Linked DNA regions of Homo sapiens: region 1 is linked to region 2. Evidence: chromatin loops called from intact Hi-C (ENCODE). Cell type or tissue: sigmoid colon. All regions are shown on one strand. Each heading gives the region's core, and the rest is flanking DNA. Links, peaks and the distances in the headings are about the cores only.

Region 1 (6,266 bases), core at 1,267-6,266, 440 kb before region 2:
AGTGCAAAACCATAACATTACCATTTCCCCAAGTGCTCTCTGTTTTAGGCTGCTTTCCTAATTAGAGGGATGATAACAGCCCTGCTGATTGGCATTATAAAAGCACTAGTTTGGCTTCATCTGTCCCAGGTGTGCTGTGTAATTTTTTTCTTCTCACCGTTTCAGAGCACTACCTCTCTCCTTCATTGTTCCTTAAAGTTTTCATCTGAGGAATTAATACAGATAAAAAGACATTAGAAAGGAAGCACCACTGCCAAAGCTCATCACTGAAACCTTTTATCAAAAGTACAAACTATACAAGTTAGAGGATTTTTTTTTTACCCTTTTGTTTCTGAGGGTTAAGGGGGTGGGGTGGGGGTGGTAGTGTGGAGAGGAAAGGAGAAGAGAGGCTGGGGGAGAAAACACAGCTCTGTCAATGGACTGAATGCACCATTAAAACTGGCGTCACTACAAAGGTTAGAGCAGATCTAACTGTCAATACAGTGAGTAGAGTGGAGTCCGGTAAGGGGGAGCTTTGGTGAGAGATACTTTGATATTTTGGAATGTTAGAAGGGTGAATGTGAAAAATTGGAGGTTGGGGATCTAATTACCCAACCATAATTGGGGGCTAGGGAATAAGTTGCAGTCCTCTCAACTCACCGCAGATCAATTATGTTAAGAGAACATCTGTAAGTAGAACTTAATGAGGTCCATTAGAGCAACATGTACAGCCTCCTCTAACAGTACTTGTCAGCTTCTTGGATGAGCTGAAGGAAGCTGCTAACTAGGGACCTGGCGAGGTGTTTAAATACTGGAGGAGCAGCTCTGGCCCACTCAGGTTTTGTATGCAGTTCGGGAAGAAAGTGAGAAAGGGAGAGGCACACAAGAAAGACAGGAAGCCTGAAGCAGAGGTTTCTTTCATTTGTGTTGCTGAATTTCGAAGAGTGATGGTGGGAGTGTGTGTGGTGGGGGCAGTATCAACCTCATCCTTCCCTTGACCGAGACCTTTCACTGCTCCTGGACTTTCAGGGTGTGCTATCCTTTGCCTCCCCCCAACAACCTGTCTGCTGCCCTAAAAAAAAAATTAAAAAAAAAAAAGACGGCAACCTAACCGGAGCATCTCTGGGACGCCACAGAAATCGTAACTGAACACCCGCACACAAAAGTAATCTGTGAGGTGTGTTTTAAAGAAAGAAACAGCTGAAAACTTGAAGACGTGTTTAGAAATATACATATATACACACTATTTTCTTGTGGGAGATCTCCTTTGGGCAAAGGTAAGTAGTATATATCTAATCACCCCCTCAGCACCCTCCTCCACCCCATTTTGTCATTCCCCTCCCCTTTTCCCCTCATCAAGGTATCACAATATAAGACCCCTGAAGAAGACAGTCTGCCTTTTTTTTTCCTTTAATAAGTGTTGGGATGGGGGCTGGATGAAGTAAATTCTCTCATCAAACGTCTGATGATGAGTTGCAGAAAGAGGGCACAGGCAAAAGGTAATCGGACCAAAAAGATCTGGCTCTTTATAGCAATCCTTTCGCAAAGATTTCCAAAGGATCTGTAATTAAACTGGGTAGTTTACTCTCAGGAAATGAAGAAACTGCTTGCCTGGCTGGATCCAACCTTTAGCTTGGCTGAGTAAACAAAAGCACAAATTCTTCTTTCACTTTTTCCCTCGCGGGAGGGGTGAGACTTTGGGGTTGGGGGGAGCCAGGAAAACAGGGAGTTTGCTGAGGGTTAATGGTGTTTTTCGCAAAGTGTCAGCAGAAGATGATTAAATTCCACCTCTTGTTCACCAGATCACTTTGTGTGCACTTGTATATTTCATTGTCGGCAACCGCTGATGATCACATCTGTGCAGTACATTAAGTGGCAAGCCTCTTCATCTGCACGGGGTTTTTCTGATGATTTTTTCTGTGAATAATTCATATGATTATGAAGAGAAAAACTGCTATTTTCTATCTCTCTCCCTTCTGTAGCACAGATTAAAAAAAATCTTGCTGTAAATTGCGTGATTGGGGAGATAGCCTGCTTTCAAATAATTTAATTCATGACAAAACCTAATTACTGTCAGGTAATACCCTGTCAGCTTTAATGCATTTCATCAGTCATAATGAAAAGAAGAGCATTTTATGACCCATCTAATTATCATTACATTTTAGGGGAAAATGAATGGCATGGAGCTGAATGTTAACTATTCCATTTTATTCCTTTACACATGTGGTTTGGCATATTATTCGCTAAGTTCCTCTCTCTCTCTCTGTCTCTCTCTCTCCTCTGTCTCTCCTTCTCTCTCTCTCTCTCCTCCTTGCTTGGCAGTATTACTTGCTTATAAGTGTGGGGGAAATGGTAAAATTGAGAGGAAAAGGAAGATTGGGGAAAAAGGAAGAGGATGGGATGCACTTAGAGATCTGGGTGTTTGTCCCTTAAGAAAAAGGTGACAAAGTGGTTAATGTCTTTGCAGGTTGGTGTTGATATCAGGAATCTTACTGCCACAGTCCAAATAGAGTACTAATTACCGCGAATGATGTCACCGTAGGCAGAGGAATAATCCCATCATTTAATTAGTTGAATGATTTAAACAAAGATTTGCATAGATGCACTAATCAGTTGCCATGAATTACAGAGCAGCAGTTGCCAGCGAGGGGTAACAGATCATACAGTTGGAGGGAAAAAAAATCTCATCTCCTTGAACATAATTAATTTAATTGTCCTCATTAGCTGTACCATTTGTTTTGATTTTATTTCTCCCTTTCCCCACACATACTTCTCCCTCCCTCCCTCCCTCTTTTCTTCTTCTCAGTGCATTGGCTGAGACAGAGCGCACGAGACACACACACATGCATGCACACATATGCACACACACACACTCACACATACTGGGGTGTTTTCAGAGTGGCTGTAGCAGAGAGGTGGGGTAGAACAGTGGGGAGCTGTGCGGATGGGTGAAGTGCATGTATGCCTGCCTAGACGGGCCAGAAAAGCCAAACTTAAGAAATCTGCCTATGTACAGAACAAGTCAACTAAGGGGTTCTCATTAATCTACCGTCTGTGAATATCGTTATTTTTCAGGTTAGTTCTGAGTTTTGTTGCCTTTTAAAGGGAGAGGAAAGCAAACCACAGGCTATTTTATTATGAGCCTTCAAAAGGGAGGGGGTAAAAACTAGTTATCAATGTTGTGCCTTTATTCTTTATGAAGAAAAACAAAATTTAGCTTAAATACTCATGGGGGGGGTGCTTTGATTTTTTTTTTAAAACTAGAGCTAGATTAAAACTGATGGTGAAGAGAAGAAAAAAAGTTTTTTGTAGTTCAACAATTGAATATTTCTTGGCTCTTAAACATTTCAGTGAGTGTCTTTCAAATGTGGACCATTTTTAAGCTTGACCTCTGACAAAGCTTTGTAAAATCTGGTGAGGGTACTTTAAGAGCAGCCCAAACAGAGGGTGACTTTGAAGTTTGAAAACTTAGAAAAATAATAAGGTATTTTAAAGCTACCAGTGGCCTTTATAGATGCCAAGGAAAGTTAAGAGGAGAGGAGGTTAGAGAGAATGGGACCTATTAGAAAAAAAAAAAAAATCTGTCAAGGCCTTAAAACAAGCCTGTGAAGACAAAGCAGTAATGGTGCAGAAACTATGGTTCTTTGACCAAGTTAGTCCTGAAAACATGTTTCTCAGTGCTGTTGGCTGTTTTTCATTGGAGCGTGTGAGTTTTAAATAGTAAGGAATTCAAGTAATTGCAGGAAGTGTGTTTCGGGGTGGTGGTGGTGGGGGTCAGCATTAGTGAATGGAGAACAAGTTCACAGTTTGGGTCTTGGGCCATTAGAGGAAGGGAGGAAGGGAGGAAGGAGAGTGTGTGTGTGATCCCCTGAACCAGGCTTGTGTGGCGGACTTGCGGAGCAGCGACTTCAGAGAGTTCATGAATGGAAGTCACAGACAGACCAGCGACTGCAGCCACCTCCAGGCATTTCTTAAAGGGGAGGGTTGTGTGCTTTTTCCAGGGTATTCTGGTAGCAGTTTGATTCTCTTGCTTTTATTTTAATTTCCATAATTGGTAGCTTCAGAAATGGCTTTGGAAGGCAATTTGCTTTAAATGTAGCCACCTATTCCAAAATGCCCTGGTTATTTTAGGAACCCTACCCTTTTCCTCCGGAGCTCTCTCGCAGGAGTTCTTCTTTTGGACTGGTCCAGGAGGTAGGGTCCTTCCTCAGTCGACTCCTGCAGAGGTCACATTTTGTGTGCGGGTTTGTCCCCAGCGTTTGTGAGTAGCATATGCATGTGGTTGTGCTGACTGCACTCGCAGGCTTGTAAATTTTCACCCTGGGAAATTAGCAACAAAGCCCGATCTGTCTCGTGGCTGCTTTGCACTTTCCGAGGGCGGCTGTACTTGACTGAGCTGCAGAACAGGCACACGAGAGCGAGCGAGGGAGCCAGCGAGAGAGGGAGGGAGAGAAGGAAAGAAGAGGGGAGGGGTGGGGGCGAGAGGTAAATAGTCTTAAATCGGAAGGGAGCTGCTTCTCTGTGGTCTTGACAAGCGCTGCCTGGGCTCCGCCGGCTCACTAATAACTGAGTGACCTTTTCTTTGGCTGTATTATGTCTGGCTGGGAAGGGATTGCATTTTGCAGCTGAGAGCCGGAGCTTCCTTCAGCTCGGCTCCTCGCACGCTGCTGGGGTAAGTTGTCTTGAACCAGGACGGAGAGAGACAGCCTCGGACTGCAGTTGCCTAAAAGGAGGACACCTGTGGCTCAGATGCGGTCAACACCATTGCTTGGCGTATCCTTGAGGACCTCATTATTTTAAACTTAAAAAAAAATAGACATTCCCTCCCCCGTCTTTTTTTTTTTTTTCAAACAATGCTTCTTTTTGACCTTTCCCAAGGAGAAGCGCTACAAAGCAGCCACTGTGCTTACTGAACGGCCTCCCCCTGTATCGCTTAATTGAGAAGGTAAGTGCAGCAACTGTGTACACACGCGTCGGCTTATTTGTGGTGTGTGTGTCTGCGGGTGCGCGCGTGCGTGTGCGGATGTGGGTATTTTTTTCTTCCCCAACCTCTGCTAATGAGGCATAAACTGGAGCTGCAACCCAGCTCCGCACTGCAACTTTCACTCGGGCTGCAGCTCTACTGAGACGGTTTTGTTTAAATCATGTGAGGCTTCATTATTTTTATGATGAGACATGAAATAGATGCAGGCGGAAGATGTTGATGGAAGGAGGGAGAGCGGCTGCGGCGCGGAACGTCTCAAGTACGACTCGAGTGGATAATAGTCAAAGTTCACCATGAACTGCAGTATTTCCACACCCCTGACTCCCGGGGAGAGAGGGGCAGGGAGAGTTTGGAATTAGGAAGTGTTTGCTCCCAGCCCATAGGAAAAGAATTCAGTCCTGGGTGGGTTTCCGGACCCCTCCCCCTTACTTGCTGGAATTCATGAACCCCCACTTCTTAAAGAGTTGATATTACAATCTTTTGGTCCTTGTTGACGCTTCTGCCTCTCTCCACGCAGCCATAATAACAAAATGTTGTTCCTTTGCCGTGGAAAAGTGGCTGTGTTTGGGCATGGGGGCGGGGGGGGGGGGCAGGCGGGTAGGGGCAGAAGTGGCTAGAAGAGGGAAGGTCCCTGGACCAAGGTGCCTATATCCTAATAGATTGAGATTCAAACTGATGCAGCACATTTTTTACGGGGACTACTCAGATTGCTGTTATGAAATACAAGTCAGATTTATGATCTTTTTCATATTGAACATGATATGCTATGCTAACGCTGCATGTGACAGTTTAATCAAATCCATTTGTTACCAGGAAGCTAAAAGGGGCCGCTGGGATTTTAGGATTACGGGCAGAGTTAGGGAAGCATGTGGCTTTGTCATTCGCCATCATTTTGCACACTGCGAGGGGCTCCGTGTGTGCGCCCTGTCTTGTCTGGCCGTCCTCATCCCTTCCCCCACCCCCTGCCGCCACTCCGACCCGCTCCCAAAGTGGCTTCACAATAGTCGGTCCTCGGCGGTGTAGGCTGCGCACCAGGTCCACACTTAAGCGAAATCAAGGAGACCCCCTTCTACTTCTACCTTTGGGTTTGGTGCTCAATGCGAAGCTGCTGCAACTCAGACACGCCTAAGTCAACTCATGCAGAAAAAGGAGAAAAGTTTTGGTAAGGTTACAGTCTATCATAGATGCACTTTGCTGGCGCTCTGCACTCCTGGCCGCTCAAAAGCCTTTCTGCTTTTCCGCTGCTTTTGTGTCTTTCTGAAAGAACCGAAATATTATTGTTGTAACTGCTTTGAAAGACTGC
Region 2 (8,691 bases), core at 2,189-7,188:
ACTAAATGAGGACCTATGAGACTAGTCCCCTGGGTCACCACTATGAGTGATTTAGTTGTCAGCCTTTCTACTTAAGCTGCCTACCTGGATCTCAATTAGTGCTAATTATTATAGGGACCTCATTACCCACGTGAGGAAATGTCTCCCCTGATAAAGTCTATGCTACAGAAAAAGAATTTAAGTGTGTCTGCTTTTGAATCAAACATCCAAATTTTCAGTGAGCCTGACATCTGATCTATGAATAGAGTAAGTGGTGAGACTCAACATGGTAAGAGTGTGCCCCTGTAGTACCAAGTCATGAAGACCCAAAGAGGGTTCTGGTAGGAGTATCTCCTACATTCACCAAGATAAGTTGCCATTGGCATCTGGCATAGCACTGACAGGAAGCCCATACCATTGCTCATGGAATAATGATCTCTCTTGTCCCCAGCTCTGCTACTCCTCCCCCTCTAAGTGCTCAGCTTCACCAGACCTGCCCCCAGTATTCAGTTGGACTTCTGCTGATGTTACCTCTAAGGTAGGGCTTCTCAACCTCAACGATACTGACATTTTAGACTGGATAATTCGTTGTTGGGGGTGGTTGTCCTGTGCACTTTAAGATTTTTTGTACTATCTCTGTCTTCTACTCACTGGATGCCACTAGCACTACCTAGTTGTGATAACAAACATATCTCAAGACATGGCCAAATGATTCCAGAGGAGCGGGGTCAAGACTACCCTTGTTTTGAGTACCAGCTCTTCTGGAGTCACAGAAAGTGGGGTCAGAAAGAAGCCACAAAGAAGCTGGTTCCTAGAGGATGATTTTTAACCTTTTGGTGTCCCAGTACTCTTACAGAATTTGGTGGGGCAAATATTTTTACCTAAGATCCATAAACGCACTTAAATATCTAGTACAAGTAAACTTTTATTTCAGAAACCCTCTGAAGCCCAAGAATTAATGATCTGGGGTACTAATTCCTTTATATTAATGCTGATATTTTTCATACAGGCTTCCCCAAGAAGCAAAGCAAAACAAAATCCAAAACAAAGTCTGAAAATGCAGAAGTTCCAATACAGAGAAGTTTACAAGATAGAGATATTTTTAAATAACTGAAGTCTAGTCACAAAATGGCTTGGCAAAATTTAAGGCCTCACAAGCTCTACATTTTTCCTTCTTTTCAGAGTGACCTCATCCCCTTTGCCTCATTTTCCAGCTTTACCTGCATCCTCGTCCTTCCCAGCCAAGCATCGATTAAAAGAGTAGTAATGGCTCACCTTTATCTAGCACTTTCTAAGCAGACACTGCTCTGAGCACTTTTACTTATATTCATTCGTTTCAACTTCACAACTCTATGAGACAAATACTATTATCATTCCCATTTTACAGATGAGGGGAACAAAACCACTTGGCGATTAAATCATTTTGCCAGAGTCACATAGCTAATAAGTGGCAGAGCCAAAAGTCAAACTTAGGCTGGTCCTAGAGTCCATGCTCTTGGCCCCTCTAACCTCCAAACTATGTGTGGCCCACAGTCCTAAATGCATACTGGGTAGTAGTTATCTGGTGGTGAAAGGAAATTTTCATATATCTCCCAGGATGTGTGAATACAGCAATCAATACTACAGACACTTAGCCAATTTTGTTTCCTCGCTGCCTCTCTCTACCCCCAGTATCCCTGTCTCATCACCTCTCTTCCCTTAGGAGGAACGTAAAGCTTTGTTTCCTCACAGCACCCTGACTAGTCTTCTCTAGTTAATTCAAATGACTCAGACATCATTCACCAATGTTTCTCAAAGTTTGTTCCAAGAACCATCTGAGTATGAGCCACAGGTAGTGATTATTAAAAGTACAGATTCTTGAGTCCTACCTTAGATCAACTGAATCAAAATCTCTAGGAATGAGGCCCAAGACGCTGTACTGTAAACAAGCTCTGTGAATGAATTTGCTGCACAAAAAATGAGCTCAATTGAGACTTTTGTGGTGGGTAATTCAACTGATTAGGGCCAATTAGGTTGAAGTTCATTTCTCAGACAGAAGAGCCAACTTTGCTTGGCAGTTTTATTCTGGCCCTTTCCTTAGTTATTTATTTATTTATTTAGCCATCTTCCAAATTATAAGCAGGTAGAACACATGAGGACATGAAGAGACAGTTTGGACAGACAAAGCCCAGCTAGTACCCAAACTGAAAAACTAATTTCAACTGCATCATTTTTATTGCAATGGGAAATATTCTTTTCCCGTTGGCAGTTATTGAATGAGTAAAAGGGTTTAACTATAATCAGGACATAGGATAAGTTTCCAAAAAAGGAAAACATCAATGAGACTTTATCCCAGTTCTTGGTAAACTCATGTCTGTGTCTTGGGTACAAGAATCTTAAAGGCAGCAGAGCTTGCACTTTCCTGCATGCAGAACCTTGCATGGTTACATTGCGAGGATACTGTTTTCCCAGCAGGAACTGAGTGCCGGACTGCTCCTTAGTTACAAACAAGCTTTACTGTTTTCCCCAAATGAAAATAAAATAGTCTAGTGATAGAATGGAATTAGAAAAAACAAAACGTCAATGAAAGCTCTCGATAGGCTAGCTAAGCCCAATTTACAAGAGTTATGCCTTGGCCATGGACCCCAATTGGATGATTTCTTTATCCACCCAACTCCTGAGCTACCAAATCTCTCAGCAGTTTAGACTCAACTGAGCCAAAGCTAAAGATTTAGAATCTTACTCTCAGTCATTCAAACCAGACTGTATCTCTAAGTTAATTTTTATTTAAGTTGCCAATGCCAGAAGTACTATCTGATTTTTTTTGGCGGGGAGGTGGTGGTGGGGATGTGTTGTTGCTGTTAAATTGCTAATCTATATAGAGATATTGGTGCTATTGTAGAGAATACATAGCCAAAAAACAAAGTTAGCTTCCTCCTTTGAGAAATATTAATTAGGAGCCTGGCAGTCAGTGTTTAGAAGGGAGCATGAGTACTCTCCCAGTAGATGAGCCCCAGTACTGTTTTCCCAGCAGGAACTGAGTGCCGGGACTGCTCCTTAGTTACAAGCAAGTTTTATTGTTTTCCCCAAACGAAAATAAAATAGTCTAGTGGTAGAATGGAATTAGAGAAACAAAACTTCATTTGAGAGCCTGATGGAGTCTTTTAGGAGAAGAAAATCCTGTTTTCCATATTCTCTTAATGTTTCAGACCCTAGGTGAAGAAGAAATGACCCAGATTCTACTGCACTTTGTCCTCTCCCTTTGACTTCTACGCTGCCAAGAGATTGATGGTGCAAAGTCACTTTGTCTCAACTTTGCACAGAGTTCTGTACTTCAGCTAGTCACCAGTAAAGAAATTCATTTCATTCACACTCTCCTTCCTTTTCTCTAAATCCTAAGAATTAGCTAAGTATCTGTAGTGCTTTCCTTTTAAGAAGGTTCCACTTTCCAAGGCTTTGGGATTTTTTTTCCTTTTTAGGTGAGGCATTCACTAGCTATGTATAATTCTTCCTTTGGGACAATTGCAAAGGGGGAGCTGATGTCGTTAAATAATTTTTATTAACTCTGAATAGATATTAAAATATATTGTAAGTAACACTAAATCCTTCTATTTCTATTGTAACTAAACCACAGATCTTTTGAAGTTATAAAATCCTTATTTAACTTTTAATTGCCTCCCAAATTCTTAAGAAATTTGACAGTTATTCTGTAACCACTGTGTCCTAGGTTCTTTCATATAAAAAATATAATTTAAGTTTCCCAAGAAATCTGAGGAAAGCACTATATCACCCCATTTTACAGACAAGGGCCCAAGGTTCAGAGACACAAAGCGTACTTGTCACATGTCATGAAACAAGTAATAGAAATGAGATTCAAATCCTGGTCTTAACTCTTAAGTCCAGTGTTCAGTCAATTGTTGCACGGCTATAACTGATCAGGTACAATTGCTGAGAATAAAGGAGTGATCAAAATTCACACCTTTCACCATGCTAAAGAATACCATATACATTTTATCCTTCATTCCCAGGAAGTAGTTTCTCATGTATGTTGTAAAGTTGTCATGCTCATTCTCCCATGTTCTCACCTTTTCCAACTCATTCTTGTTTCACCTCTGATGATTACAGCAGAAGTATCCTCAGAGCTACTCCCCTTTTAGAGCTTTTTAGGGAAAAACAAAAAAAGCAATTGGAGAGGATTACAGAAGTAAATCTGCAATGACACAGAATGACATGAGCCAAATAATTCTTCTCACTGAACTCAGTCTCTTAAGTTACCCATTTCTAATCAGTCCTGCTATTGCCAGGGACAAACAATCCTGCCAAGCACACCCAGAACTCTTGCAGGATGTTTCTGAAGGTTCCCTGGAAAATGCATTGTTTTTATAACTGCCAGTTAAGTGATGCCTTAGCTGCATTTGAGGAAGAGTGGGGACATCCAGTGGCCATGTGGGTTGATAACAACGGAATTATTGGTACAAAGATACGTTGTGGTTTTGATAGAGACTCCTATATTGCAAAAGGCCTTAAAAGATTTCTGGTTTTAATAATTTTTAAAATTATTATACATGGGACACTTTGGTAACCAGTGCACCTTCATCTAGAGTTCAGTTGGCAGGTATAGCTCCCCAAATAATCTAATTTGTGGACACCTGGGTCACAGTCTACTGCTCAAAATTATCTACCACATCAAACCAAGTACAAGGTAATGTTAATTTCTTCCCCCACCCCCTCATCAAAAAAATCTGATCATAACAGGCTGTTTACATGGCTCATTTACATGGATGACCTTCTGGCCTCAGGCGCAAAGAATACATCACTATTGAAAGAAGTCTTATTTTTGTCAATATAAAGAAAAATGAAAAAGTTTCAGAGGGTGAAGAGGTCACATTGACTGGCTAGCACAATTTGGGAACTGAAATCTTTCAGGGAGGAAAGAATACAAGTGTCTTTTAGTCTCCCTAGAACAATGTTATTGAAAGATATTTGGTGGTCCTCTGATATGAGATGAAATACTTAGTCAATATAAAACAGTATATAAATGCTATTCCCCCGGAATGTAATTTAATTGTTATGCCTGTGATTTTTCCCCACTATACGGGAAATTTTAAAACTATTCTAAACCCAATATTCAGATTCTTATGTGAATAGGTCGGGTAAAGGACAAGCAGAACAGGTTAAGAACAAGGGAATATAAATTGATCTATCTGCTTTCCAAGTGACTTAACTCAGGGGCAGCCTCCTCAAATAAGTTGTGAGTAGAGGTATCTAGCTTTAAGGCTTTCTCAGTTTTGGTCCTTCCCCTTGCTCTCTGCAACACCTCACTGCAGAACCTAATAGTCTTGCCCTGGACACCATTCTCTAACTTTCCTTACCCTTCCCATTAATTATCAAAATTTAGCATCATATACAATCACAGTATTGTAGCAACACCTTGCTTGCAGTGAGGTGTTCCTAATCAAAAAGGAAATTAGTGAATCTTTAGAAATTAAAGGGTAAAGAACAGATGCTGGTTCCACAGGGTTATTGCACCAGAGGAATTTCTCCCTAATAGAAGACCATGCCTTATCACCTGAAAATAACTTGCAATGTTGGAATTTCAGGTATAATGGCAGGTGTTCAAGCAGTCTCTCAGAGTTTTGCAAATCCCACCATGTATAAATCAGCTATAAATAAAACCAATCCCAATTCTTATCCCATTAAAAGTAATCAGTAGAAATCTGCACCCTGGCATTCCATAAATCCCTAGATTTTTTCTTGAAAACAATATTTTGAGATTCAGACACAGTACCTAACCCTACTGTCACACTAACCTTGAATACAAAGTTCATGGTGACAGTTTACCACTTAATAATCCTTCTAGAATATATTTACTTTAAGTTCTGCCATCTCTGTTGCAATGCATCTCTGTGGTAACACAATGTGGTATTTTAATATTGCTTTGGAAAGACTAAGGATCCAGAAACCAGTGTTCCAGCTCTGAGTCTCCCACTCATTGACCATCTGACCTCATGTTAGTCAATGCACATTTTGTGCTTGGCTTTCTCATCTGGAAAATGAGTAAATTAGAAGATCTATAAGAGTGTACCATTATAAAACATCTTCTCATCACATTGCCTTGTTTGTAATTGATCTGTATCTGAACAGCATTAAGATTGTACAAAAGTTATCTGATGCCTTGAGGTCTTTGTAAGAGTCTCTTTCTAAAAGAAAGAACTGCAGAAGTTTCACTGTCAAAAAGATCCTCTGTAATTAGGAAATCATATGTCAACATTTAGGCTAAATATATTTAGCACAGAAATGTCTCATGGTACATCCTCCTCCAAACTTCCAAAATACGGTATTATGCCTCATATTTTATGTGAGATGTGGAAAAAAGGTCAAAATGAGAACCCAGGAATCTTGCATCCTCATTTTCTACTGTAAACACTATGAAAGAAAAAAAAAAAGAGCAGTGATACTGCTCATGCCATGGTTCTCAACAGTTTGCCATAGCATGCATTTGAAGAGTGTTCCTATTTCTCTCCTGCCAATATGGGAACGGGAGGCAAATCAGCAATAAGGGATATCACAAGAATTTGCTTTCTCTGTCTTAAGAAGAGCCATTCCATTTCTTGCCTGAAGTTTAACTTGATTATGCATTCATTAAAGACGAGTGATGGCGATGATTAAACAAAAACATCTTTAAAATGCAGAGTTCATTTCAGCCCATTTGGTTTTGTTACACACAAATTGGATTTGCATTGCATCCTGCACAGCAGGTACTCCACTTGAAATCAAAGACAGATGCTTTTATGGGATTAAAAGGAAAACCTAGAGGAGGGGGAGTGTGTTAGAGATTGAGATATTTTGCATTTCGGTAATAATGGCTCCAAAATGAAATAGTGATCATATTGCTGCATTATCCATATAAGTGTTTGAGCTATAATTAAAAGGAAACAAGAATCCCCATCATAACTTGAATCATTGTCAAAGAAGAACATTTAATTTGCAGGGGGAAAAATGATTTTTCCAATAAATGCCTAATAATACCTTAGCATATTTGAAATTTAATCATAAGTGGCTTAGAATTAAACCATTTGAATTATTACTGAAACATTTCAAGTGGTGACATTAAATGCTTTGTTTGAAATTAGCCATTAATTCAAAAGTCTTCTCTAGAGCTGCTGTGAGAGTTTAACTCCTTGTCTGTAAACAGTAGTCCCTGGTTCTCACACTATTATTAATCTTTACGCCTCTAGAATATTCACATTGCTGACTATTTACTCTGGCACCCTTGGTTAAATTATTCTGAATGCTACAATTTTATAATTGATATCATCTGCTGTTTTAAAAGTGTAATACAATTGTCAGCTTCTTGGATATATGTTGGGAATACTGACCAGTTTTCTTAGATAAAAGTCAGAACTGATCAATCCCCAGTGTAATTCTCCTTTCCATTGCCTCCAAGAAGCTTCATATGGCAAATCTGGTTCCTCTCTTTCAGAGTGTCTGACTCTCTAACAGGGTTTTGTTAGCATTTTTCATCTATTTGATGATTGTATCTCATAGATTGATTGTACTGATGGCCCCAATTATTGACCTCCCTATATCCATGCTCTTTGCAATGTGAATTTTTCAATCCTCTCATGAAGTAGTATATATTTCCCCACCTCTTGGCTAGGTTTGTGACTTACTACGGTCAACAGAGCTTGGTGAAAAGGATGGTGTGCTAGTTCTAAACCTAGGCTCTAGAGGCCTTGTACATTCAGTTCTTTCTCTCGAACTCCTGCTTCTGCAAACAAGCCCAGGCTAGCTTGATGAAAACTGAGAGCTATGTGGCCCAGTCACCCCATAACTCCTGCCAATATCCAACCTAGCCCCTAGGAGCAGAGCTGCCCAGCTAAGGTGCAGGTGACCACAATCAAGACCAGAAGAACTGCCTGGCTGAGTCCAACATACACAAAAAAATCATTAATTTGAGTGGTGCTTTACCATAAAGCAATGGGTAATGATACTTACATAGGTCAGATTCTTTTAAGTAGTATTCGCTTTGGACTTTAAATGATGAATATCATTTTCAATGCTGTGCACAATGCCTATGTTATAACATGTGTTCAATAAATATTTATTGATGTATAGATGGGTAGAGATTTATTTACCTATTTTAGGCTGTTAATATGTTCTAATAAACTCTCACGGCATGTAACTGTGCCCTCCATGCTTTAGAAGAATGCTTAGGAGAAAATTGAAAAGAACATTGCTTCCCCCCTTTTTTTTCCTCACTGAGAATATCACATGAAAGGTGACCCAGGAACACAGATAAAGAACTTGTTGGAAAGAAAAGTCAGCCTCATCTTCCAACATTTTAGCCTGAAAAATATACACAAAATCATACCTAATGAAGCTTATCATCATTTCAAAATTCATGTGGAAGATAATCCCACAATCGAGGCTGGGTATCACCTTCCAGTGATGTGCAAATCTCTGAAAAGTATACTTCCCAAAATATTGAACCTACTGAAAGATAGAAGCAGATAAAATTTTAGAGATCATCTTGACCAAACTCTCACTTCACACAGAAATCTCCACTTCAGTTCCCTTGGAAGGTAATAATTGTAAGTGGTAACTAACATATAATATGCACCTATTAATTTCCAGGTCCTATTCTAAGTATCATCTATGTGTTGATTATTCACAAAAATCTTAAGCAGTAAGTACCATTTTAAGTTGGGGAAATGGCTCAGAGAGTTTCAG

Evidence for each region. A loop is a pair of places that touch in the nucleus more often than their neighbours do. Peaks named below come from ENCODE experiments on the same cell type or tissue, not always from the same donor. Only the 100,000 strongest peaks of a DNase experiment are listed, where the experiment ranks them.
Region 1: it touches region 2 in a loop (3-fold over the local background); 2 of 110 quality-filtered maps call a loop at or near these places.

What each region holds. Positions count from the first base shown.
Region 1 is chr12:16,604,724-16,610,989 of GRCh38, reverse strand. It overlaps LMO3 (LIM domain only 3), which reads left to right and starts at 4,828. Exons shown (of 4, transcript NM_018640.5): 1 at 4,828-4,924. RefSeq lists enhancers at 506-1,005, 5,894-6,266. In sigmoid colon, for the core only: no CTCF peak of the experiment used is centred there; DNase peaks (open chromatin) are centred at 3,859, 4,359, 5,139, 5,939 and 1 weaker place; H3K4me3 peaks cover 5,000 bases.
Region 2 is chr12:16,161,321-16,170,011 of GRCh38, reverse strand. The region is part of intron 1 of LOC101928362 (a long non-coding RNA gene); the gene reads right to left. Among named protein-coding and RNA genes, the nearest start is that of SLC15A5, 110 kb to the left of the region's middle. In sigmoid colon, for the core only: a CTCF peak has its summit at 4,392; a DNase peak (open chromatin) is centred at 4,331.